3 separate regions of the Mus musculus genome follow, and regions 2 and 3 are each linked to region 1. Evidence: chromatin loops called from intact Hi-C (ENCODE). Cell type or tissue: heart. All regions are shown on one strand.

Region 1 (8,000 bases):
CTATAATCCCAGCATTCTGGGAGCAGAGGCAGGAGGATCGGGAGTTCAAGGGCATCCTTAACTACAAACAGAGTTCTGGGCCAGCCTGGGCTACATTAGACCCAGCAAAATAAAACGAAAGGAAACAGAAGGAGACCCATGGACAAATGCAGTGGCCTTTCCTTGCTCTCCCTCCACAAGCCCTAAGTAGCCCCGTTGGGCCAGCCTGTGTGTGGCTGGATCTCCCAGCGCCTGGAAGCTTCTTGTAGAATTCCTTCCCCTTGGCTGAGTTCTGCAGAGTGGTTTTATTTTTATGTGCTCAACTCCAAAAGCCAACAGGACAGGAGATGCTAGATGCGATTTGGAAGAGAGAAGCACAGTTTAGACCTGGCTGCTTCCTGGCTGCTTCCTGGCTGCTTCCTGGCTGCTTCCTGATATAATTGTAGTTCAAGTGTCTCCAAGATCAGACAGCTGGCCCCTTCTTGAGGCAACTCTCCGAGACAGATGGACCAGTCACATCTCAAAGCGTTGACTTTTCCTGGGCTCTGGCTTCCATCTCTCTCTGTGCCCTGTCTTTTCCACATGGCATCTAGGGAGTTCCCTGGTACCAAGATGCTATCCAGAGATGACCTGCTGCCTTCTATTTGAAGAAGGAAGGATGCATATGGAGTTCTGGGCAGGGTCACTTTATCCCCAGATCGATCTGAACCGTGTCTCGTGGAATCTGCAAGTCCTGTGGACTGTAGGCAGCTGTGTAGTCTTCACCATGGAACATCTCTCATGCTCTTCTACAGCACAAAGCCTACCATCACATCTATGAAAAGCAGATGCTCATTCCCTGACCAGTTAGATCAGTTATTCTGTATTCTACTACAAATGTCTTCTTGTTTCTTATTTAAAACAAGAACTCTGGGACTTGGGGAACTGGCTCAGTCTATAAAGTGCTTGCTATAAGAGTACAAAGACCCAAGTTGGAGCTTCCAGTACCCACATAAAAAGCAGATCCGAACCCCCTCATGGTTGGAAGAAGAGACAGGTGGAAGCTTCATCTAGCCAAATCAGAGAGCCCCAGGGCTCACCGAGATATCCTGGCCTCAAAATAATGTAGAAATCGGTGGAGGAAGACACCTGATGTCCATTTCTGGCCTCCTTATACACACATACCATACACATATGCAGTTGCACACATATATGCACACACATGAATATAAACACACATGCAACACACACCTATGCACACCCCCCAAGGGCTTATTTGCAAATTCCCACTTAAGGACTAAACAGAATAGACTTTGCTGATCATCCACACCAATTATAAACATCAAAGTGGCCCAGGGGAGTAGGGTATGCAGAGCGGAAGCTGCTGGCTACGACCTGTCTCACAGCAATTTTAGGGCCCTCTGGAGTTCAAAGTGAACTACTATATGCTTTACCCACAAGCATTCCATATTGGAGAAGGGACTTTAGCCTGTGACCTTCTATATTTCTGTTGGTAATAATATACCACAGACGAAGTTATAAAGAAAGCTTATTTGGGCTACAGTTCTCCAGATACAAGGTTGAAGGCCACTGTGGTGACCTTTCTCCTGACAGAGTCCCACGGTGGCTCAGAATATCAGGAAGAGAAAGGCTTACACAGTTTCCCCCCTCTGTCTTATAAAGCCACTGGGATTCAATCACGGGCTTTACCCTAATGACTGATATCCAATACTCTTCACCTCCCAGGGGCTCAACTCTGAACACTGTAGTCAGATTAAATTTCCACTCTCTCCTGCTTCACAACGGGGATTAAATCTCTATGAAAAGTCCCAGGGGACACATTTGAGCCATCTCCAAAACACAGCAGTTGCTCTCTCTGACTCCAGGCTCAGCCTCAGCCAAGCGTCGCCTCTGAACCGCAGGGCTGTGCTCATTCTCAAGCTATGGGCTTTGCCGGCGAAGGACCCCCTTCTCTTTCCTAGATCGCTTCCTGGGGTCGGCTGCTTTCCAGAGAGCAGAATGCTGGCTATAGATGGTGGGTTTGTACATGTAGGGCAGGGCACCTGTTTCCCTGGGCCGGGGTGCCAGGAAGAGGAAGCAGACGGGTGTGACCCCATGCTGATTATTTTGAATCAATTTCTGCCTTCACCCGGATGGATTCCTGATAACACCGAACCTCCTGGAATTGATTTCTCCCATTAAGGATGAAACACAGGGCGCTCTCAGTGAATACATCCGTCCGTCAGCAAGCGTCTCCACAGAGGCAGCACGTGTGAGGGTTGAAGGCACGGAGCGAGGATCAAAGTCACCAACAGTGACCTCCCGGCCCTAGAGTGTGAATTGGAAGTGGGTTGAGTGTGTGTGTGTGTGTGTGTGTGTGTGTGTGTGTGTGTGTGTTCAGTTCTCAGTTCATGTGCACCCACTAGCACACCTAGTAACATGCTCTTCCTCCTTGGAGGCACCACATCCTAAACATTCCAGAGCCCCCGTAATCAGCACTGCCAACTGGGACTGGTGGTAAGATACATGAGTTCTCATTCAAACCACCACAGGCTGGATCGCTCCGGTTCCGCTGAGCAGGAATGTGAGGTTTTCAGAAGATTCTATATGACTTGGGGAAGAAAAAAAATGTTCCTCATGGCCAAGCTGGGCCTGGACTCAGGGCTATGGTCTCCTAACTGCTACTTCCAAGTTCCCCACAGCTTTGATGTGAGGCGACGTGAAGTATCAGCAAAAGTGGGGCACCGGGCTGTTCACACCTGTGCCAGAGATTCTCTGCTGGGACTGAGCTGAACGTCTGTAGAAAACATTCTACACAAAGTTGGGAAGCGCTCAGTGTTCAGTGCCTCGGGTTCTGTGAGCAACTTAGAGGTGAGGGCAGTGCCTGCCTTGGGGCATCACCGATGAATGTAAGGCCCAGGGTCTCACACCATCGGTTTGTGAGACACAGGGTGGGCCACGGCCACAAGAGGTATGCAAGGCCACGAGGTGTGCAAGAGAGAGCCTAAAGAGTGAGCGGGCGCTCTGCCAGACTTCAGAGAAACAGTGAAAATGGAGGTGAATCTTGAAAGCTAGCCAAGGGGCAAGGTGCTTATGACAGGCAGGGCCACTGCTAGCTTTTACGGAGGTCTTGGATTAATCGCCAGCTGACAGTGTCCTTGTCACCATCTCCTTTCTCCTTGAGTCCGGATCCCTTTCATCTCTCGTATTTCTCCTCGTCCTGCCTGGGTTTCGGGAGCAGCTGTTTCTTTCGCCTCGCAGGACTAACCGGCCCAGACAGTGCTGCACGCAAGCTCCTTGGAGCATGGCTGATCTACTTTCCCCACACCCACACGCCATGACTAAATCTTTCCCTTTTGCTCTCTTCTGTGACAACCTTTGGCCTTTTTGTAGCATGTGTGCCTCCGTGAGGCCTCAGTGCTCTGAGGATATACTGGACTGGGCTAGGGCGAGGAAGCAGTCATGGGGCAGCCTGGTGCATTGCTTACCTGGTGGTCATCAGCGGTGGACTGAGGGACAGCTGCATCTCTGCCTGCCTGTTCATCTCTAGGGCTAGCTTGAGTGGGGTGCTCACATCCCCCCTTAAAATCAGAAAAGGAGCAAAGCGCTCTCCCAAATGTTCAGAAATACTCTCCTCCCGAGATCATTACTGTCAGCTGATTTCTGAGAAGGGCAATCCTACCTTCCCCACACCCTGCTTTGACTGTATAAGGGAGCAGGAAGCACATCTAACAATAAGCAAACTAGTACCTTAGATGCCAACAGGCCGTGTGCAGCAGCCCATGTTGAAAGCAGGCTCATACAGGGACACTGGTGCGTTACCCCTGGGCAAAGCTGAGTGTAAAGTCTAGGGTGGATGGATGCAGGATGGATGCAGGATGGTTGCAGGATGGATGCAGGATGGATTCAGGATGCAGGTTCATACGGATGAGCTGCAGCTTGCCCCCAGGGCACAGGCTGCTCTCTCAGACCCACCCTTACTTTGTGCTCCTCCTCCACAGTGACTTGCTGACCACAAGGTACAAGGTGATCTTACGAGTTGGCTTGGGTCACACAGCCTCTTGACAATTGGCCCCAGCCTGTCCTGTATGAGCCAGGGTCCAGCATGTGGATAAGCTAGAGTTTTATTGGCTAGATTTTCAGTGTTCAATATTAGGAAACTGGGCTGAAGGAAGGGCTGGGCCGGAAGGGCCCTCTAACAGGGCAGGGGAAAAAAAGCTCAGAAAACAAAAAGAGAGGCCCTTGGGACTTAGATGCTAGCCAGAGATTTATTCATCCATGGAACTTCCTAAGGATTTTTGGATATGGAGGAGGAGAGGGGTCAAGCTCAAACTCTGCTCTCATACTCTAGCCGTGACCTCTTTAAGCAAGACCACATCAGAGGGCTGAGACTCTCCCAAGGGGATGTGCTATTGTCTTCATGGCTTCATGCATGTTCTCAGGACTCGGTCTGCTTCCTGGAATTCTTGCTTGGGATCCTGGAGAGCCTCCGTACGTTTAGGTCTATGAGTGTGTGTCTGGAATGAAGTGCCCCTTCAGCCCACCCACGGCTTTGGAGATGACTGGTGGATGGAGGCTCCTTCTGACTTAATTTTTCTTCAGCCACAAAAGAACCTTCTTTTCCTGGACACACCAGGTTGGCCTTCTTCTTCCCAGTCTGAATTTACAGCCTTACTATAGTGGGGTCTACATGGTTGCTAGTGTTAGCCAATTTATATTGAAAAACAAAATAAAACAACCCTGAGCCCAAGAATGATACATATCTGCACAGATCTAACTTAGGATCATTAAGAGCATTGTTATTGGGTTGCTACTAGTGTGTGTGTGTGTGTGTGTGTGTGTGTGTGTGTGTGTGTATACAGATATTTGTATGACAGGCTGCTGCAGCGTCGTCATGCACAGCAGCTGAAGTGTCCGGAACATTCTCATAGCCTGAGTATAGATTCTGTTCTGGTATTGTGTCCGATGCCACAGGAATTAGGGGACCTGTGTCACTCTTCTGTGGCAGAGACAATTTCTTTGTGAAGCTGACCTTCCACCCATCTGCTCACAGTAGTCTCTGCTTTAAGCCTTTCTCTGTGTCTCAGTCACAGGGCAGACAGGCCAAGACTGTTAGGCAGTTGTGTCACAGCAAACAGGAAAGGGAGGGATACAGAGCCTTGACGAGTGTTCTACAACAAGTTCCTAAGGCTGCCGGCATCCTGTTAGAGGCTCTGTGGGTTCAGTCTAACTTTACTCAGTCCCGAGGCAGTATCTGGTTCTGTACCTCAGAATGCCGGGCATTCACTCTGGAACCTAAGCTGACCTCCAACTCTTTGAAGTCTTCACATCTCAGCTTTCCCTGTGCTAGGAAGACAGAAGAGATCCCCACAGCAGCTCAAGAGGCTCCTGGGTCCGGTCAGTCCTGTGTGAGGGACAGTAGCATTGGCAGGGCCTATTGTTCTCTCTCAGGTGTCCTCCACACAGAAGCTGTGCCCTTGTGTCTAGAAGGTACTTAATTTCCCTGGAGCTTGGCCCACCGGAGTGTACTGTCCTGTGACGTTTCCTCTGCTCCACCTCTGGCTCCTACTCTGGCTCCAGACAAAATATGGAAATCCTGTCCCAAGGAGTCTCTGTCACAATACAGCCCTACAGTCCAAAGAATGCACTTTTAACCCCAGATTGTGGGAATGGTTGAAATCGTTGGTGTTGTGGCCTCTGCTTGCTGGAGAGCTGCTCTTCCCAGGCTCTGCGGGGACTTGGTGGCACTTCCCCACCCGCCACATAGAGCACAGACAAGCCTCCTCTGAAAACGTGCAAGTCACAAGCTCATCAGAGGCTCCATGGGAAAGAGCTCAGAGCAAGCGGGCAGGTAGGGCTAGAGACTCTTCCGTAGCTTATTTGGGCCAGGAAGCCCAGGGAGGCTCAAGGAAACCGAGCCAAGGAGAGAGTCTGCAGAAGGCAGAAATACCAAGGGAAGAAGGAAGTGACTGGGGGATGGCCCTGGGTTTTTTCCGGAGTCTAGCAACGTTGTTTTGGAAGCCAACACACGACTTCTCTTTTGTATTCATTCCCTTTGGGAAAGGGCTGCGGCTGCCTCTCCGGGTCCCTCTGTTTCTTAGCCTTTTTGGTTAAGGTCAAGTGTGTTGTCTGTTACCTCAGGTTCTGTTCTATGTAAGAAGAGGCGCTTGGTGAGGAGGACAGAGCTGCTGGATTGGCTCCTGGCTTGGTTGGGAACCTGAATGAGACAGGGGGTTGCTGTTAGCAGAGGTGTCCAGCATGGACGTGTGGTAGCTGTGGAAGGCCAGCTGCATGTCTGAAGTCACTGGGAATTCCTGGGCTCCAGGACAAGCTGGGAGTCTGAGATCAACTTGCCCGTTACTCTCATTGTCAATAGAGAAGAAAAATAGGGGTGTGGCTTTTAGCAAATAAGCTGGCAGAATGTTCCCGTTACGTTCCCCCCACAACACTGGTCTTTGACCCACTGGGGCCTCTGATCATGTGATTTAAATATCCCAGGCAAGAGACCAGAGGGCAGAAAAGCTTGGTGGCATATTGAGTTCACAGGGAGCCTGTGGCATCAGGTGTATTACCGAGGTCTGCTACTGAATTCTCTCTGGTCTGATCTAGTCTGTGTGTTTGTGTGTCCACGTGAGATGATTGTTCACGCTGATGTCGCTCCCATTTGGACATCCTTAGTTTTCTTGTGCAGGTAAAAACACGGATCTGAAGCCGGGGAACATATCTGCTCAATGGGCCTGTGTGTGTTTGGCTCTCTACTGGTCTTATCTCAAAAACTCTGTTCTTCCTCTGTGCCCTGGTAGCACCATCTGCCCTGTGGCTGGGGTACATGGAACTGCCAGGTCCATGACACAAAGCCCTCCTCCAGCTGCTGCTGCTGCTGTGATGACTGACACTCCAGCAGCCAATCGCCTGCGTTTGCTGGGCCTTCTAAGCCAGATGAGTGACTTAGGCCACGGCTGGTTCCTAACTGAATAGTCATGGATCGGGTGCTGTCTGCGTCTAGCACGGTCTGTTCATGTCCCTGGCTCAAGCTCACTCCTCCGCAGCCTGTCAGAAGTCACGCCTCAACCTCACTGAGCCCTTATTAAATTGCTTTAGAAATTAAGCTCAATCTGCACTCCCTAGAAGACTCCTGTGTAACAATGTGTGAAATGGAGGTTAATGCCCCTCGGCTGTTGCTTCTGTGATGGTGGGGACGAGGAGAGCCAGTCTGGCATCAATGGCCACTGTCAGCTGCTGTGAGGACATGAATCTCCTGGACTCTGTGGGAGTGAGAAGGGCATCGCCCTGGTCTTCGGATAAGTAAGTGAGGTATGGAAATGCTGGTTTGTGTATTCAAGGTCCTTCCTAAGTTGCCGAGCTCTTCTGTAGCCAGTCGTTGCTGGACGTCTCCCACGGACAGACTGTCTGTGGCATTCAAGCCCATGTGGAGGGAGAGTCTTCATTTGGATCAGATGGGAAACTGTTCAGGTTCAAAACTGAAACCTGACTCTCCTTTCTAAATAGGTGGCAAGGATGTTGGGAAGTGTCCCTGCTCTCCACCCCACACAGACCAGCATACTCTGGAATTTGTGTCTTCCATGGAGTTGATTTAGAGAGTGGCTAGATGACCTCTGAGGGAAAGGGCAGACATGGAGCCCCTGGGAGCAGCCTGCAGACTACTTCACAGTAAGCCCGAGCTAGAGACAGACCATATATTGAAGTGGGAACTTAAGAGTTCTTTGGAAAGCCACTAGTGTTGGATGGTGTTTTACTAAGGCGAACACGTGAAGGAACATCTCATTGAATCGGACACAGGAGAAAGGATGTTCTATTAAAACAAACAATGTGAAAAGACACGTGATAAAGGATTCTTTGCTAACCACATACATGTATTGGTCTGTCTTATTTCGCATAGCTGAGCTCTGTTTGTCTGGACTCTATAGAGAGAAATACATCAAAAAAAACCAAAAAACAAAAAAACCTTTTGGTGGTATGTCTTGACTTCTTGTTGCTTCTGTGGACTCAGGCTGATTGGCAGAGTGATGTCAGCTGAGACA
Region 2 (8,000 bases), 320 kb after region 1:
AACCGGAGTAGAAAAGCCCAGCATGAGAGCTCGCAGCTGGAGAGACAGTGACAACATATATGGTCACGGCTGGGAGACAGTGATAACACACACACAGCTCAGAGGCAGTCACAGGTGGGCCTCTGGTTCATTGACCAACTAGTTTATTTCTAAGAGAGTTTATCACCAGGCTAGTCAATAGTCTGTCTTAAAACAAACAAACCAAAAGCAAAACCATAAAAATTAAAATTAAAATTAAAAAAACCCATGGTGTATGGCACCTCAAGAGTGTAAGCACCTGAGGGTGGCTCTGTCCTCCATGTGAGCATATATACATGTGTGACTGCACTTAGAAATGTATATATGCGCATGCACACACGCCAGTCTAGAGTAAGCCATTATTAGTGTCGAAGCCATCACAGTCTACACAACCAAAAGATAATAGCACCAACCTTGTGGAGTGCACGAAGGGATTGAACAGACTTCACTCTGAGAAGCAGGAAACACATAACAAACTGAAAACTGAAAATCCACATTTCAATAGTCCTACATCCCTGATACTAACTTAGCATTCACATTTTCTTTTTTCAACACAGAGGTTAACATCTTTGCCATGAATTCTTATTATGGAGACAGGGCACGTCCAAGATGGAGAGAAGTAACTTGTCTACAGTAAAGACGCTGCAGATGGCTCACCCCAAGCCCTGGAGGACATCCTCACCCTGTGACCGTCCTGGACAGGCTAATGAGGGTATTCTGTAGATGCTGTGTCCTCTTCCCATGGCCCAGCTATCAGAACATTGGAGGGGTAGACCCTGAGAAACTGGAATTTCCAAGTAACCTCATGAAGGGAAAGGCTGATATCCGGTGCCAGCCAAAGGAAGAGCTTGTCTCCCAGGAAGAGATACCACACAGCTCTGACAACCTGTCAGATCGCTGTGCAGGGCAGGAGCTGAGAGCAAGGTCAGAGATGGGCGGAACCACACTTGACCAGCACGGCTTAGCTGTGCACACACGCCCTCAATTCAACCCAAACCTCCGGTCAGGACTCTGAAGAATGGAAGCTGGGAGAAGGGAGGGCGAGTCACTGGACATCTGGGCTCCTCTTCTCTCTCCATGTGGCCACTCGGACTAATCTCCTTTCTTGGCTTTCCCTGTCACTTGTCCTCCTAAGTGCTCTAGTGAGGACAGTAGCCAAGCTGAGCCTCTCTGGGCTTCTAGGGCCCTGCCCCATCCTAACACTACCAGTAACAGTGCTGCAGGCCCAGAGGCAAATTTACCCTAGGTTCTTTAAAAGCCAATTAGCTTTTTTAACTTCTGTGCCAGAAGTTACTGAATCTTAAAGCTTAGCAGACTCCTAACTACCCCAAACCCTGGGGCTAAAAATGCTGAGATAGCCCAGGAACCCTGGAGCCACTCTCACCAGAGGCTCTCATCAGCAGAATGGAAAGTGCATTGATTCCCAGGCACAGAGCAAAAGGAGGCCATAAAACGCAAGTCATCTCTTCCCAGGTGGAAGAAGTCATTCAGGGTCACTTGTGTTGGCTGCCTGTGGTCAGTCCCATCTGGCTCAGATTGAATTTTCACCGTATTCCCTTTAGAAATTATGTCACACGGACATATAGATCATGGTTAAGTGTTCTTACCAACAATTTAGCTAATTTTCTCCCCCAGAAATTAGTTAAATAGCTATATCAGTAGTGGCAAGTGTCCCCATTAATAAAACTCATCAGAAACCTTGAGAGTGATGGTTGAAATGAGCATTCCTGAAGCCCAGCAGCTGGGGTGCACATGAGGTGCTTCCCACGGCTCACTAGAGGAGGAGGCTCACCAGACCAGGACCCGTCCCCTTCCACAGGTCACTGACTGGGTGTGACTCTACAGTGCATTTTGCTATATGTAAAGCACTTAAATCTAGGTTTCACTCAAGGCCCTGGGCTCAATCTCCAGCAACAAACAAAAGGTTCAGGCAAATTGCTCAAGGTTAAATAAACAAACCCTGACAATTGGCTGGCCTTGCTCAGCTGCTGACCGACACAGTGAAGGTTCCTGTCACTAAATATCAGGTTCTACCAAACTCAGTTTTGGGATGTATTATGTTGGGATTTTTTTTTTCTTTTTTTGAAACAATGTCTCATATGTAGCCCAACCTAGTCCAGAGTTCACAATCCTCCTGCCTAAGTATCTTGAATGTTGCTATTACAGGTCTCTGCCACCAACACACAAAGTCCACGTACTAGCGTGTTTGTCTACATATATCATGTGCCAAAATGGCTCAAAGCTGTAGTCCTCTAGCCAGAGATGCAACCCTTCCCTCACTCTGAGGCCCCAGCTGGTTTCCAAGCAGCTCATCTTCATCTTCACAGGATGTGGAGCAGGAGTAGCAATGCCAAGAACACAGACAGACTTAAAGAAAAAGAGGATGGCTGCTAAGTGTAGTTTAATGTAAACAGAGAAGTCTGTCAGTCACTGATTCCATGCTATAGTTCCCAGGCTGGACCACGTGCTTAGGGTCTCTGTTCATCTTTCAAAGTGGGGGTTGGCCAGGTAGGTGTGTAGGGGACCAAATGACCCAAGGTCTTAAGAGCTTTGCCCCTAGAGAGTCAGAAGCACAAGAGCCTGAGTTAGAACTACTCGGGATGTGGCAGATTCCCCAACTGCTCTCAGACACATGGTTAATTAACAGAGACAAGCCTCCATGGAACGAAAACAGTTATTTCACAAGGAATCAAAGCCTGAACACTACCCATTGTTCTTCAGTGAATGCCTCCTTCAGGAAACCTTCCTCTGCTGCTGCCACCAAACAAACACTCCATATAAACAAACAAACCACAGAAAGGAAACAGCTTATGAAATTACAACGTGTTCTGCAGCAGAGCCCAGCCCTCGCATTCATAAACCCAGAGCCGGCGGACGACTCAACAGCTTTTCGCTAAGGGAGGGAGAACACAACAGTAGTCCTTATAATGCAGGACTGTAAACACCTTCCCAACTGAAGCACATTGCAAGCCTGGTGCACAGTAGGTGTGTCCTTCCATCTACTAGCATATAGATGCACATGTGTATATATACACATGGATAAAGGTCAGAGGGGGGCATTACATGGAGACCAGAGTTCTTTCCTGCTACCATGTTGTTTCTGGGGACTGAGCTCAGGAAGTCGGGTTTGCATGGCAAGCACTTTCACCCACTGAGCTATTAGTTCCACTTTTAAAGTTTACAGGAAGTCCATGGGTATCAGTTACCTTGGGAGAGTTATCCTCCAGTGCATGTCTGGGTTGAATGAAGTAATATTCTTATATATAACACAATAAACTATGATCTGAAACACTACAGATGCCTACCCAACATCTCTGGCAGGAGTCAGAACCACTTACCCTAAAGCACACACTAGGACCTGCCCAGGACCTCCCTTCCCTACAGGTGACCCACTAAGCGTTGGTCTGGAAATGGGTCCTCCAGGTGGAGAAACCCAAGCACAGCTGCTTTCCACAGCTCTCGTAGGTGAGAAAACGCCAAAGGGTGCTCAGCTATGTCCAGGTAGCTCCAGCCTCAGCCAGCCACCTGGCTTTGACAGCACCGACTTGACACCCAGCTGGAGTGGAGCCCATGGCACTGGAAGGACAGATGCTGTGTCACAAGGTTCCTTCCTTAAACCAAAACCCTGCAGACCTGCCTACTTCCTGCACTGGAGCATTCCTCGCCTCTCTGCACTGCTGTTTCCACATCAGAGTTTCCTTAGGCTCAAGGGCTTCCCTGAGCACAGGAAGTGGGTGGTGCCTTCTGGTTCCTATCAGGAGGGAACAAGGCCGCCATGTCAGAAAAGCCATCCTGGCCTCTGCTGCCGCTCCTCAGCAGTCACTCCCTTCTGTAGAGACTTCCACAGCTCACCACACACATGAGCCTCACGCACTGATCCTGTGCAGTGATCACGACAGTGTGTGGTGATGCTGCCATCTCTGGTGGTGAGATCCTGCCCTTGTTCAAACACTTGCCCTGACAACATTATAAAGGCAAGCCCAGCTACAGCTGTCAAAGGAGCATGAAGGCAGACAGACAGATACAGAGAGAGAGGGAGAGAGAGAGAGAGAGAGAGAGAGAGAGAGAGAGAGAGAGAGAGAGAGAGAAACAGGCACACAGACAGACAGATAAACACACACACACACAAACACACAAGAAACATGGCAGTCATATGTAGCACCGAGCCCTGGACTGGACACTGGATGTAGGTGGATGATGCTGTGAAGGACTGGTACTCTGTGTCAGATGGGGACCTGAACTGGGATGCTGGTAACAGATGGAGCACAGATGGGTCAGTACTAAGTAACTCAAGGCTGATAGCTGACCTGCTGTGACTGAACGCACACGTTTACTCCTAAGAAACATACACTCATCTTCTTAAGGGCAAAGGGTGGAAGATCACACATGTGAGGTACAAAAGTGCACATGTGTGAGTGGGGACTTATGAGGCAGGGCAGACACAGGCTCCTTCAGAGACCTATCTCACTTCCTGCCGTTTCCATGTATTCTGTAGTTCATGTGAGGGAGGGGGAAATGCCACCTTGACTTAAGGCTGAAAGGGGCAGCCAACAGTCACTCCCATCTGGCCTATCTGTCTTCCGGCAGCTCACCTCAGCACCCCCAGCCCCCACCGTGTCCTGAACTGTCCAGGACAGTGGACTTCAGGCAGCCCTTTGCCCACAATAATATGCTTACCTGCATCCCTGTTACCTAAGGGACACTCTCTCCACGGAGATGCACAAACTGATTATAAAGTGCACATCCTCTCAACACACCAAGGGACGCACAGAAACTCATCAGAGACTAAATTTGAACCCCCACTCCCATGCCACTAGGCAATCCTAATGTTCAAAGGAACCCATGTGAGCCCTGCTCACCACACCTGCTACAGCATGCAATACATCGAGAAAGCAAACCATTCCAAAGAACCATGACTGGGATGCAGGAGTCAAACAACTAAAACACCAAGTAGCTGCGAGGGTAACTTGGTTTGCACGGCAGCCTGCAGCCACTTACCTAAAAAGACTGCAACTTCCGCCGGCAGAGCCTGGAGCTCACAGCCCGCAGCAGCAACAACCTGCAGGAGAAGACAGAGACCTGGTCAGATTCCCGAGGGAAATTTCAACAATAATTCTCAGTGTGCTCAGAATCCCTGGGTGACCAGAGCTCCTTCCAGGGTCCTCAGGATGTCAGATCCAGGCCCATCAAGGACACAAAGCACTATCTTATCCGGTTCTGTCTCCTCCTCTCCCAACTAACAGAGCTGCTGAGGTGAATGCCAGTGTCAAAGGCTGAGCGAAAAGTAGGTAAGAGAACCCAGTGGTCCGCTCTGCATCCAGATGGCAGAGGCTTGCAAACACACAGTCTTTGGGCAACGCTGCTCTTGCCGTGGACAAATTATTTTTGTAAAATATTGTTTATAACAGAAGGTGAAGGGTTTTTTGTCAGTTTTCCCATACATCCCTCCTGTTCACTGTCATTTCAAGAAGTACTTTGAAAGGCGTATTTATCTGTGTATGAGTGTGTTGCCTACATTTATGTGCATAAGCCAGAGAGGGTGTGAGGTTCTGTGGAACTGGAATTACATTGTTGTGGGCCACATGTGGGTGCTGGGAACCTGTTGGTTTCAAACCCAGGATGAATGGCTGAGGTGCTATTTAACATATGAAAGCAGACACTGGCCACCAGGTTTCCCAGCATTCCTCAGTTCCTAGCTGCTAGAGGACCCTTCAGTTAACCAGGACCCTGCCCCCTACCCTGAACTCTCCAGCCTAGGGAGCTGGGCTGCTTTCCCTACATAATCCAATCATTTTGGTTACCTGCCCTCTTTGTTCCTTTCGGCCTCCAGGCTGTTGTACCTGGTTCCCTCTCCCTACAGAGCTCAAGGTCATGTCTACCCTTGACTCTCCCATATATCTGTAATAGACTTTCTCCTCCATCATACCTAGGAGTAATCATGTACCTTTGCTCGCTCGCTCTTTCTTCCTTCCTTCCTTCCTTCCTTTCTTTCTTTCTTTCTTTCTTTCTTTCTTTCTTTCTCTCTCTTTCTTTTTCTTCCTTTCTTTCTTTCTTCCTTCCTTCCTTTCTCTCTCTCTCTCTCTCTCTCTCTCTCTCTCTTTCTCTTTCACTCATTCATTTAGAACCTGGACCCTTATCACTGACCCATTTCTCCAGCCTTAATAAATACTCTTAAAACGCCTGAGTTCTAATTCTACCACAGGAAACAGCAACACGAATCAACCACATCCCCCAGCAGCCTTTATGATCACAGTCACTTCTCAGTGTTGTGGAGGCAACACCAAGACCAGAAGGAGAAGGGTGTTTCAGATTACCCTGTTAAATCACAACTGCATCTGGTGACAGTTCCGATACTGTTTACAAACTCACACCTACCTACGGTAAAAGGAAAGGGAAGGAAAGAAGGGAGTGGCAGAGTCCACAGGCCACCCTGCTTCCCTGGACGAGGAACCTGGTGCTCAGGGAAGCACTTCCTTCTTGGTTCTTGGCCCAGGCTGCAGTTCTGCTGGAAGAGTGCTTGCCTAGCACGGATAAAGCCCGGGTTCTGTTCTGAACCTCGGGAAGCAGTGCACCTGGAATTCAGCACTCAAGGGGTGGAGACAGGAGGTGGGGGCGGTGGAAGACTATGAATGAATATGAATTGAAGTCAGACTGCTCCTCAGATCACAAGCTTCTCCATCCACAACTTATATTTCAGAGCAGTAGCTATAAGAACTGCAAACTAAAGCTTCCTAAAATCCACACTCCTGTATGATAGCGCAAGGAGCCAAGATGCAGCAAGGAGGGAATACTGACCAGAAGGAACCCAGGAGCACGAGCAGGCTTCCAGCAAGATGAGGCAGCCCGCAGTAAGGAGGATCCCCACCGACCTGCTCAGAAGCGGCCGTGCTGACGCGGTACCTTCATGAACCACTCCACTACGACATGAAGACAAGCTTATCACTTATGCAGAAGGCTGTCACTGGCCTCTGCTTTAGAAAACCGACCTTCCTCAGTCTGCCTCCATCTTTAGGAAGCGCAAAGCAGCTGATGAGAAGTCACTGAAGCCCCTCGGAGCAGCTGGGTTTCTCCTTCAATGAGCAATCGTTCTTGTTCTGAGGCTCAGAATCAGAGGCACAGGCAGCAGGTCCCTCAGCCTTGCCATGGGATCCAGGATTTGCATCCAAAGAACTTACAGTGGCTCTAGAGCAGTGGTTCTCAACCTTCCTAATGCTGCCACCTATGATACAGTCCCTCCTATTGTGGTGACCATAAAAATTATTTTTATTGCTACTTCATAATTCATGAAAATTTGCTACTGTTATGAATTGTAATGCAAATATCTGTGTTTTTCCCGGTCTTAGGCGACCCCAGACGGGACGTGACCCACAGGTTGAAAAAACACTGCTCTAGCAGTGTCTAGCCACTCTGACAACAGCTCTCGTTCCAACTGACCCAAGTGTCCTTTGATGGGTGAATAAACAGTGTGACCCATTCACACAATGGAATGTTATTCAGCCTTAAGGAGGAAGGGAATTCTGACGTCTGATGCATTATGACTGAAGCTCCAGGGCCACTAAGTGAGATACATGAGTCACAAAGGGACAAAGGCTGAGACAGACCATTTCTCTTCCATGGGGTTCCAGGAATAGTGAAGACTCAAAGCAGAAGCAGAATAGATAGGTTCAGAGGGAGGAAGATAAGGAGGTTGCTTTAGCAGGTTCAGAATTCTAGTCTTATGGAAAACCACAGACAGACAGACAGACAGAACGGCTACATAAATATATGAATTTACTTGATAATGCCTAACGGCTTATGTTACAATATAATGACCCCCAACACCAGAATATTTGTGAAAGATTTCCTATCCAAGTGTTCCCTGGCCTGTCTGTCCACCTATCACAGCCACCAGTTCCCACAGGCAGCCCCTAGCTTCTAGCCATTGTAGTAGGACAAGAGCACACTGCGTTGTGATGTTCTCTGCCACTGAGGCTGTGCAAGAG
Region 3 (8,000 bases), 75 kb after region 1:
TCAGACTCTGGGCTGGAGAGATGGCTCAGTGGTTAAGAGCACTGACTACTCTTCCAAAGGTCCTGAGTTCAAATCCCAGTAACCACATGATGGCTCACAACCATCTGTACAGTTACAGTGTACTCATATACATAAAATAAATGAATAAATCTTTAAAAGAAGTCAGACTCTGAAAGGTGGACATCACACTTTTTTTCAATGACTTTATACAGGTCCATAAACCAGCTGCATTTATATAGAGATAGATAAGTTCATCAAAGTACATGATGTACTTGAAAGAAATTTTATGAGTCTCAGTACTACTGGCCACTCGCAAAAGCCAAGTTATGGTATCAACCTAGGCATCCATCAAGGAATATATATATATATATATATATATATATATATATATATTTATCTTTCTAAATCAATGGCCAGAATATAAGACTCAAAACCCTTTGCTACAGAAAACATTCTGTTGGCTGCTGTTCATCATCTGTATTCACACCATCTCTGGCTCTCTGCTCGAGGTGTTCCGAATCACTCAGTTTCTCAGTGGTCTATCCGTTGTCTCATGGCCTCTGTTCCCAGCTGTGCCATCCACTTAGGATCCTGATATACATGTAGCTAAGTCAGGCTTCTTCATCAAGAGTGCCCAGAAAGGAAAACAAGCAAAGAAATGGATTCTTTATAGTTTTCTGCAATCAACTCTGGCTTCTCCTGGAACTAGAATACATTTGAAGAGGCTAAAATGAGAAATGAGGAACTTGGTGGGGGGGGGAGAAGAATTCCTCCCCACAGGTGAGCAGAGCCCAAGCAAAGTTAGATTCGGGAAGATCTTAGCATCTCAGTGAATCACACAGCACCCACAGCAAAGCCTGAGTATAGAGAGGGGCTGCCTTCAGACCTAAGGCGAAGGCTTTTCAGTTTGATAGGCATCCCTTGGGCTCCTATGAAGTGTTGAGTGCTGGAGTTACAGGAATACAAATGCCGACAGAGCCACGGCAATTACAGCTGTGTGCATGGTCTCTGTGCTCTCCACTCTGGACTTTCAACTGCTTCAGATAAAGAGACATGGCTCTGTGCTACAAGACCCTGTCCTGTACTTTATTGATTATCCTTCATCTGAACTGGATTTAGGTGTGCTCAGGAGAAACACCTGTGTTGTGTGTCGGAGAGTGTTTCCAGAGAGGTTTAACTGGAATAGGGAGACGAGTCTGGGGGGCCTGGCCTGAATGAAAAGGGAGAAAAGAAGAAAGTGAGCTGATCATCTCTCTCTCTCTCTCTCTCTCTCTCTCTCTCTCTCTCTCTGCTTCCTGACTATATAAATACAACAGGACAGCCACCAGGCACCCCTTTGCACTACTAACGAGGGCTGTGGATCTAAATTTCAAGAATAGTTCCTATGGCAGGGGTTGGGGGGGTGGGGTGGGGGGGTGGGACTCATTCATCAGGACTCATCCTGGCTCGACTGTCGTAGTCACAAGAAGTTAACATCCTTCCTAAACTTCACACAGTGTCCCCAGCTTTGTCCAGCTGTGTCACTATAGTCCATACATGAGTTACGTCTCTCTGTTTTCTTGTTATTTGTGATTGGTCCAGACTAGTCTCAACCTCCCTCGGCTTCCCCAGTGCTGAGATTACAGGTGTGTATCACCATGACCGTCTTGACACACTTTAGAGAGCCCCAGTTTGCCTTCCTGTTGCTGTGATAAGACGCTGACCAAGAGGAATTTGGGTGGGGTGGGGTTATTGCATCGTACAGGCAAAGTCCATTGTCTGTCAGGGAAGCCATGGTAGGGACGCCATGCAGGAACCTGGAGGCAGAAGCTGAAGCAGACACGCAAGCCTGCAGGTCAATCTGAGGGAGGCAAGTCTTCAATTGACATTTCTTCTTCCCAGTTGTGGAAGTTCTTGGTCAAGTTGACAAAAACTAACCAGTACACACACAGACATACACAGAGAGAGAGACAGACAGACAGATGCACACATGACATGTTACCTTATCTAAAATATGAAAAATATAACTCTAAATACACCCACAGAGTATACTCATCAACAACATCAAAATTCAAGGATTGTTCACATAGTTATACCAGTTCCATGGAAGCACATTTAGCCACCACGTTTGAAAATAGCTTGCAGGCTGGAATGTCTAACTTACAAACCCTTCTGGCTAGGCTCAGTGATGTTGACATTGCACTGCTTGTCATCAGCTAAAGCTATGAACTTCCATCCTTTCAAAGTTAATGCAGTTTCTTCCATCCTATAAGCATTGATTGGTCAAGTCTGGCTTTGTTTTGGGAGCTGGGGTTTAACCTTGAGCAAAGCTTTGCTCCCATAGAAATATCCACTAAGATAAAAACAACAGCAACAATGTGTCTGCAGTGCTGTGAGTGGGCTCAACAGTTCACACACACAGTAAAGACAGCGACTTCTCCTCTTCCAGAATCTATCAAAGGCCAGTAGCTCAGCCGCAGAGTCAGGTCTATGAGCCCCTTTGCCTTCCATGACTAATTATTGCTGGGCCAGTCTTGTGTGGGACCAGCACAAGAGGCCACAGTTCTTAAAAGTTAGCGACTGCATTGAGTCTGGAGGATACAATGTAACTGAGCTTCTAGCACTGTCTCTAAGCGGCTGCTGCAGTTCCCAGAGAGTGCTGTTCTCGCTGAGCCTGGCTGTCCTTTCCAGTTCTCCTTCAACCTTCTCCTGTGGCTCGCACCTGCTCTGCTCTATTCTGACTCTCCCTCCTCAGAGCCAACCAGCTGTCCACACCAGGTGTGGCTTGGGGAACTCATGGACCCAAGGAGGTTTACATGACTCACAGATATGTGTGGGGGTTTATCTGGCCCTGTTTAGGGAGGAGGAGGGGAGGGCTAAGGTGGCTCCATGTCCCAGATGTCCCAGCCTGCTGTGACCTCTGTCCCTGAATCCTTCGATGCACTGCTCTGTCTTCAGCAGCACACCACAGGGGAAGGGACAAAGCACAGGGGCTGGGAGACACAGCATCTGCTTTAGGTTTGACGGTCAGGAGGGAGCTAGCATTGTTCACCTAGTACTTGGGAGCCTAGCACCTCAGATAGGTGCTCCCCCCCCCAGCCCACTCATGCAAAGCATTGTGTACATAAGGATACACAGAAGTCTCTTTGAAAATGTGAAGACTCCGTTAGATATATATAAGGCAGTCTGTGATCGGGAAAGGTTTCCATGCCCTGTTAGTCATTTCGTGTGAACACACATCACACACACCAAGCTCAAAAAGGTACTTCCAACTAGGAAATATTTAACAATTCACTTATGTTTTCTGTGGTTGCTATTCTGAGTTTTTAGTTCTGAATGCCAGGTTCCCCTCTCCTCCTGCCTATCCCCCTTTTCCTCCACTTGGAATATGTTCTTTCCTTAAGCATTGTTTTTTCTAACCCTCATGATTGATTTACTCTTCCGGTACCAGAAACAATGGGTAGGGCTAGGCCTTTGGAATATCCGCCCTGTGCTAGCACGTTGCTCCAATGCAAAGAGAAACAGGGAGTCAAATGAAGAAAGAACGCGCCTAGTGATAAGACACTGAACTCACGACTGTGGTTCCCTGGGAGCTCTGCCGGCTTAATCTTCACAGCTAAGAAGCATGGAACGGTCTGAAACCAAGTCTGAAGACAAATCCTTCCTTTACACTGCTTCTCACGCGTAATTATCACAGCAGTGAAAAGCCTCACACATTCACAAACAACCAACATGATTATCAGCTCAGACAATCACAACACCACCCCACCCCGGAAAGGTTAAGGGAACAAGAAACACCAGCTCAGAGCATGGAAGGCTGGGCTGTCACTCTTGGCACATCTGCCTAATCACGCCTAATCACATACCCTGCCTTTCTTATCACTCTTAATCCTATAGTGTGACCATAAGTCCAAAGAGCAGGTGCTACTGTGTTTGTGTCTGCATTGTTTTGAATAGATCAAAGCCGCAAGTAGGGGTGGGAATACAGCTGAGAGGAGAGACTGTTTGCCTTATGTGCACCAGGCCCTGGGTTCACTCTCAAGTCCTATAAAAAGACAAAAATCATTGAGGGTAGAAAATATGCACAGCAGTATGGAGGAATTTCACCGACATACTGTTGACTGAGCAGGGTGATTTATGCTACAAGACTCCTTGTCTACACCAAGCTTGGAATTAGTCAAATCCAGTGTAAGGAGAATCTCTTGCGCTGCATGGAAGCATCACCCGTCAATCAAAAAGCCTATGGCCAATAAGCTGAGGCAGGAAATAGGAGGTGGGACTTCCAGCAGAGAGAGAGAGAGAGAGAGAGAGAGTGAGTCAGAGAGAGAGAAATTCTGGGAAGTAGTCAGGTGACAGAGATTTGCCCTGAACTCTGAGGAAGAGACAGATGCATAAACCTGAGAAGAGGTAACTAAAGCAACGGAAGAACGTAGTCTAGAATAAACTGGATTATTGAGATATGAGCTAGGCAAAGAACAGAGCCAAAGCTTATGGCCTGAGCATTTATTCACAAAGGATTAAGTATCAGAGTTGTTATTTGGGGGAACTTGGATACAGCTCCATTTAAAAGTTAATATCTGTCGGGTGTGGTGGCACATGCCTTTAATCCCAGCACTTGGGAGGTAAAGGCAGACAGATTTCTGAGTTTGAAGCCAGCCTGGTCTACAGAGTGAGTTCCAAGATAGCCAGGGCTGCACAGAGAAACCCTGTCTCGAAAAACAAAAAACAAAAAACAAACAAACAAAATAAGAAGTTAATATCTACAATCCAGCATGTGTGGTAGGAGCTGGAAAACAGGTCACGTCTATGCTCAGGAGAGATTAATGGCCGCACACTTAGAATTCAGGCACCTTTCTAGAGGAGCATTATACTTCAATTAAAACCTTATTCAAAGGAAGCTTTACCATGGTGAACCCTCCTCCTTGTTTTCATCTCGGAATTGATGAGCAATCAGCTAGGTCATCATCAAACAAACCCAGAATTCTCCATCTGCCTCTCCTCTCAGGAGTGTGCCCCCCCCCCCCGCGCCTCAATTGCTTCTATGCATGAATGATATTTTTAAGTATTTCATTCACATTTGATGACAAGGTCCCCACTTTTAAATGTTTACATCCAAACTTCTGCTAGAGCATGGTATGGAAAGAATCTTAACTGAGTTTGTTCCCCCAATGAGTGATGACAAACTTGCTAATCTAGTTCATAACTAGCTACGCCCCACCTATAAAGATTCAGCATCCGGAACAAACACTGCCTGGGATCTGTGTGGTCCCTGCTTCTAAACTTCCGTTATGATTACAGTGAATGTGCTTGCCATTGAATGGCTTCTGCCTTTGAACAGTCTTCTCCAGCATTAGCATGCTTTTAATATTCTTTCCTGTTGATTATCCTGTTGATGTTCAATAATGCTTGAACTCTGTCCATATAAAAGAATTCTGCCAAGAGCCAGTCCACCATGTGGAACATATTAGTATCATTAGAGCCCCCAAATCTTAACACGCCTGGAATAGTTTCCATGTTTGCTAACTTCACTTGCTATTCATGGTACTGCTCCATTAGTCTGTGAGCCTGACCACCAGGCTGCCCTGTTTCTGCTGGCTGGTTCCTCTATGAGGATCACAAGTGTCTCCCAAACACTGCACCTTTGAGGGCTTCCAGATGATTTTCCAACAAACTTTCCAGTATAATGGCCACATGCAAACAAGAGTCAACTCTATCTATGCTGTCTGCCTGAAAGTCCGGAGCAGGCTGCAATAGTGATCACAGCAGTGGTTGTCGCTGGTCAGGAGAATCAGATAAGGCTGTGGTTACATTGTTAATAAGTTGTTAAATTGTTACTTTCTTGTTGTGAAGGGAGGGGATACAGAAGGTCTTAGTTACTTTTCTATCGCCATGGGAAAACACCATGACCATGGCAACTTATATAAGAAAATGTTTGATTTGGGGCTCACAGCTGCCCACTATTGTGTCAAGGAGCATGACAGGCAATGGGCAGCGGACAGGCAGGCAGGCAGAGCTCTGGAGCTGGAGCTGATATGGTGGGGAGAGAGAGAGAGAGGGAGAGAGAGAGAGAGAGAGAGAGAGAGAGAGAAAGAGAAAGAGAAAGAGAAAGAGAAAGAGAGAGAGAGATATCTGAGAATGGTGTGGGCTTTTGAAACCTCAAAGCCCTCCTCCAAGAAGGCCACACCTCCTAATCCTTCCCAAGCAGTTTTACCAACTGGACACCAAACATTTATGAATGTGGTGAGAATTCTGGGGTTTTGATTTCTTTTTAGAAACACAGAGAAATATTGTAAGAATGTGTTTTCATTTTAATCCCAGGTGTGGGATGTGGGGCTGCTTTGGGTTGACCGAAGCAGCTGACTGTGATTTGTCTCGTGCTCTAGCAGAGCTGTGGTTTTGCCAGCTGCTGCTGATTTTTGCAATCTTGTCATGTTTGGAACTCTGGGAACTTTTCAGAGGGTATATAAACTCTAGAACTCCAAAAGGAAGGTTCAGTGGTTGTTGGTCGTTTAGGGAGGTTGATTGTGGGTTTTATTAGGGAGGTTTATTGTGAGTTAGTAGCTGTTATCCATGAGAAAACAAAAGGAAGGGAATTAGATTCAGAGATTTTCCTAATTCCTCTCTCCCCTCTATCCTTGTTTCTCTCCTATCTAGTGTTAGAGGATAAAACCAGGGAGATGAAGGATGGGAAAAGAAGAACCCACAAAGTAGGAAAGACTGGCTGTATATGAGCTCATTCAAACTATCACACCAAGTTTTCAACTTTTAGGATTTTATTGGAATTCAATATATTCTGGATACAGGTACTGTGTCAACTAGATAAATGAACTTGGTCTCCTTCCTGTGGCTTGGGTGTTTTGACTGCATGTATGTATGTGCACCACACACGTCCAGTGCCCACAGAGGCTAGAAGAGAGCATTGGAATCTCTGGAAAGTACTTGTCTACGTCCCTATAACCAACACATACATAAGTTATTTCAGAATGACTTCTAGAAAAATCTTCCCCAATTAAATAGGCATAGTGCTTTGTCATCAGAATGACCATGTGTGGTGGTCTGAATGTAACTGGCTCCCATAGGCCCACAGGGAGCAACACTATTAGGAAGTATAGCTTTGTTGGAGTAGGTGTGGTTTTGTTGGAAGAAGTGTGTCACTGTGTAAGCTTTGGGATCTCCTAGTGCTCAAGCTCCGCCCTGTGTGAAAGAGAGCATCTTCCTGGCTGCCTTCAGATCAAGACATAGATCCTTCAGCTCCTTCTCTAGCACCATGTCTTACTGCATGCGCCCATGCTTCCTGCCATGATGACAATGGGCAGGAACTATAAGCCAGTCCCCAGTTAAATGTTTTTCCTTTATAAGAGTTGGCATGGTCAGGCTGTCTTTTCAGAGAGATAGAAACCCAAACTAAGACACCATGTTATGTCATAACAAATATCATGCCATCGTTGTGGCTGTATTTTGGCTTTTCTGTCATTCTGTGAGTCTAGATTTTCCTCTTTAAAAACAATGTATTCATTTATTTTATCATGTGTGTGTGTGTGCACCTGAGTGTATGTGTGTGCACCTGAGTGTATGTGTGTGCACCTAAGTGTATGTATGTGCACCTGAGTGTATGTGTGTGCATCTGAGTGTATGTGTGTGCACCTAAGTGTATGTATGTGCACTTGAGTATATGTGTGTTCACCTGAGTGTATGTGTGTGTACCTGAGTGTATGTGTGTGCATGAAAGTGACCTGTTCCCTACCCTCATAGAACCTCCACTAGATCAGAAGAGCCAGAGATGAGGTTCTGGGAGGGCAGACACTCAGGGTTTGTCCCCACAGGTCAGCATTCCTCTTGCTTTCCCCACCCCCATCCCATTTCCCTATCTGCAATGTAACAGCCATTCTTCTTAGACCTGGTGTCCTGTCTTGTTTTCTTTTCTTTTCTTTCTCTCTCTCCCTCCCTCCCTCCCTCCCTCCCTCCCTCCCTCCCTCCCTCCCTTCCTCCCTCACTCTTTCTTTCTTTCTTTCTATCTTTCT

What was found. A loop is a pair of places that touch in the nucleus more often than their neighbours do. Peaks named below come from ENCODE experiments on the same cell type or tissue, not always from the same donor. Only the 100,000 strongest peaks of a DNase experiment are listed, where the experiment ranks them.
Region 2: a loop joins it to region 1, with 2.3 times the contacts of the local background. A loop is called at or near these places in 2 of 42 quality-filtered maps.
Region 3: it touches region 1 in a loop (2.3-fold over the local background); 4 of 42 quality-filtered maps call a loop at or near these places.

What each region holds. Positions count from the first base shown.
Region 1 is chr8:125,193,532-125,201,531 of GRCm38, forward strand. All of the region lies in intron 9 of Disc1 (disrupted in schizophrenia 1), which reads left to right. Among named protein-coding and RNA genes, the nearest start is that of Disc1, 140 kb to the left of the region's middle. In heart, no CTCF peak of the experiment used is centred here; DNase peaks (open chromatin) are centred at 4,050, 4,300, 5,510, 5,800 and 1 weaker place; H3K27ac peaks cover 4,855 bases.
Region 2 is chr8:125,514,830-125,522,829 of GRCm38, forward strand. It overlaps Sipa1l2 (signal-induced proliferation-associated 1 like 2), which reads right to left. Exons shown (of 22, transcript NM_001357372.1): 2 at 5,017-5,077. It overlaps 4930566D17Rik (a long non-coding RNA gene), which reads left to right and starts at 7,503. Exons shown (of 3, transcript XR_003947612.1): 1 at 7,503-8,000. In heart, no CTCF peak of the experiment used is centred here; DNase peaks (open chromatin) are centred at 962 and 3,692; H3K27ac peaks cover 4,813 bases.
Region 3 is chr8:125,268,822-125,276,821 of GRCm38, forward strand. No RefSeq gene overlaps it. Among named protein-coding and RNA genes, the nearest start is that of Gm30713, 110 kb to the right of the region's middle. In heart, no CTCF peak of the experiment used is centred here; no DNase peak of the experiment used is centred here; H3K27ac peaks cover 2,998 bases.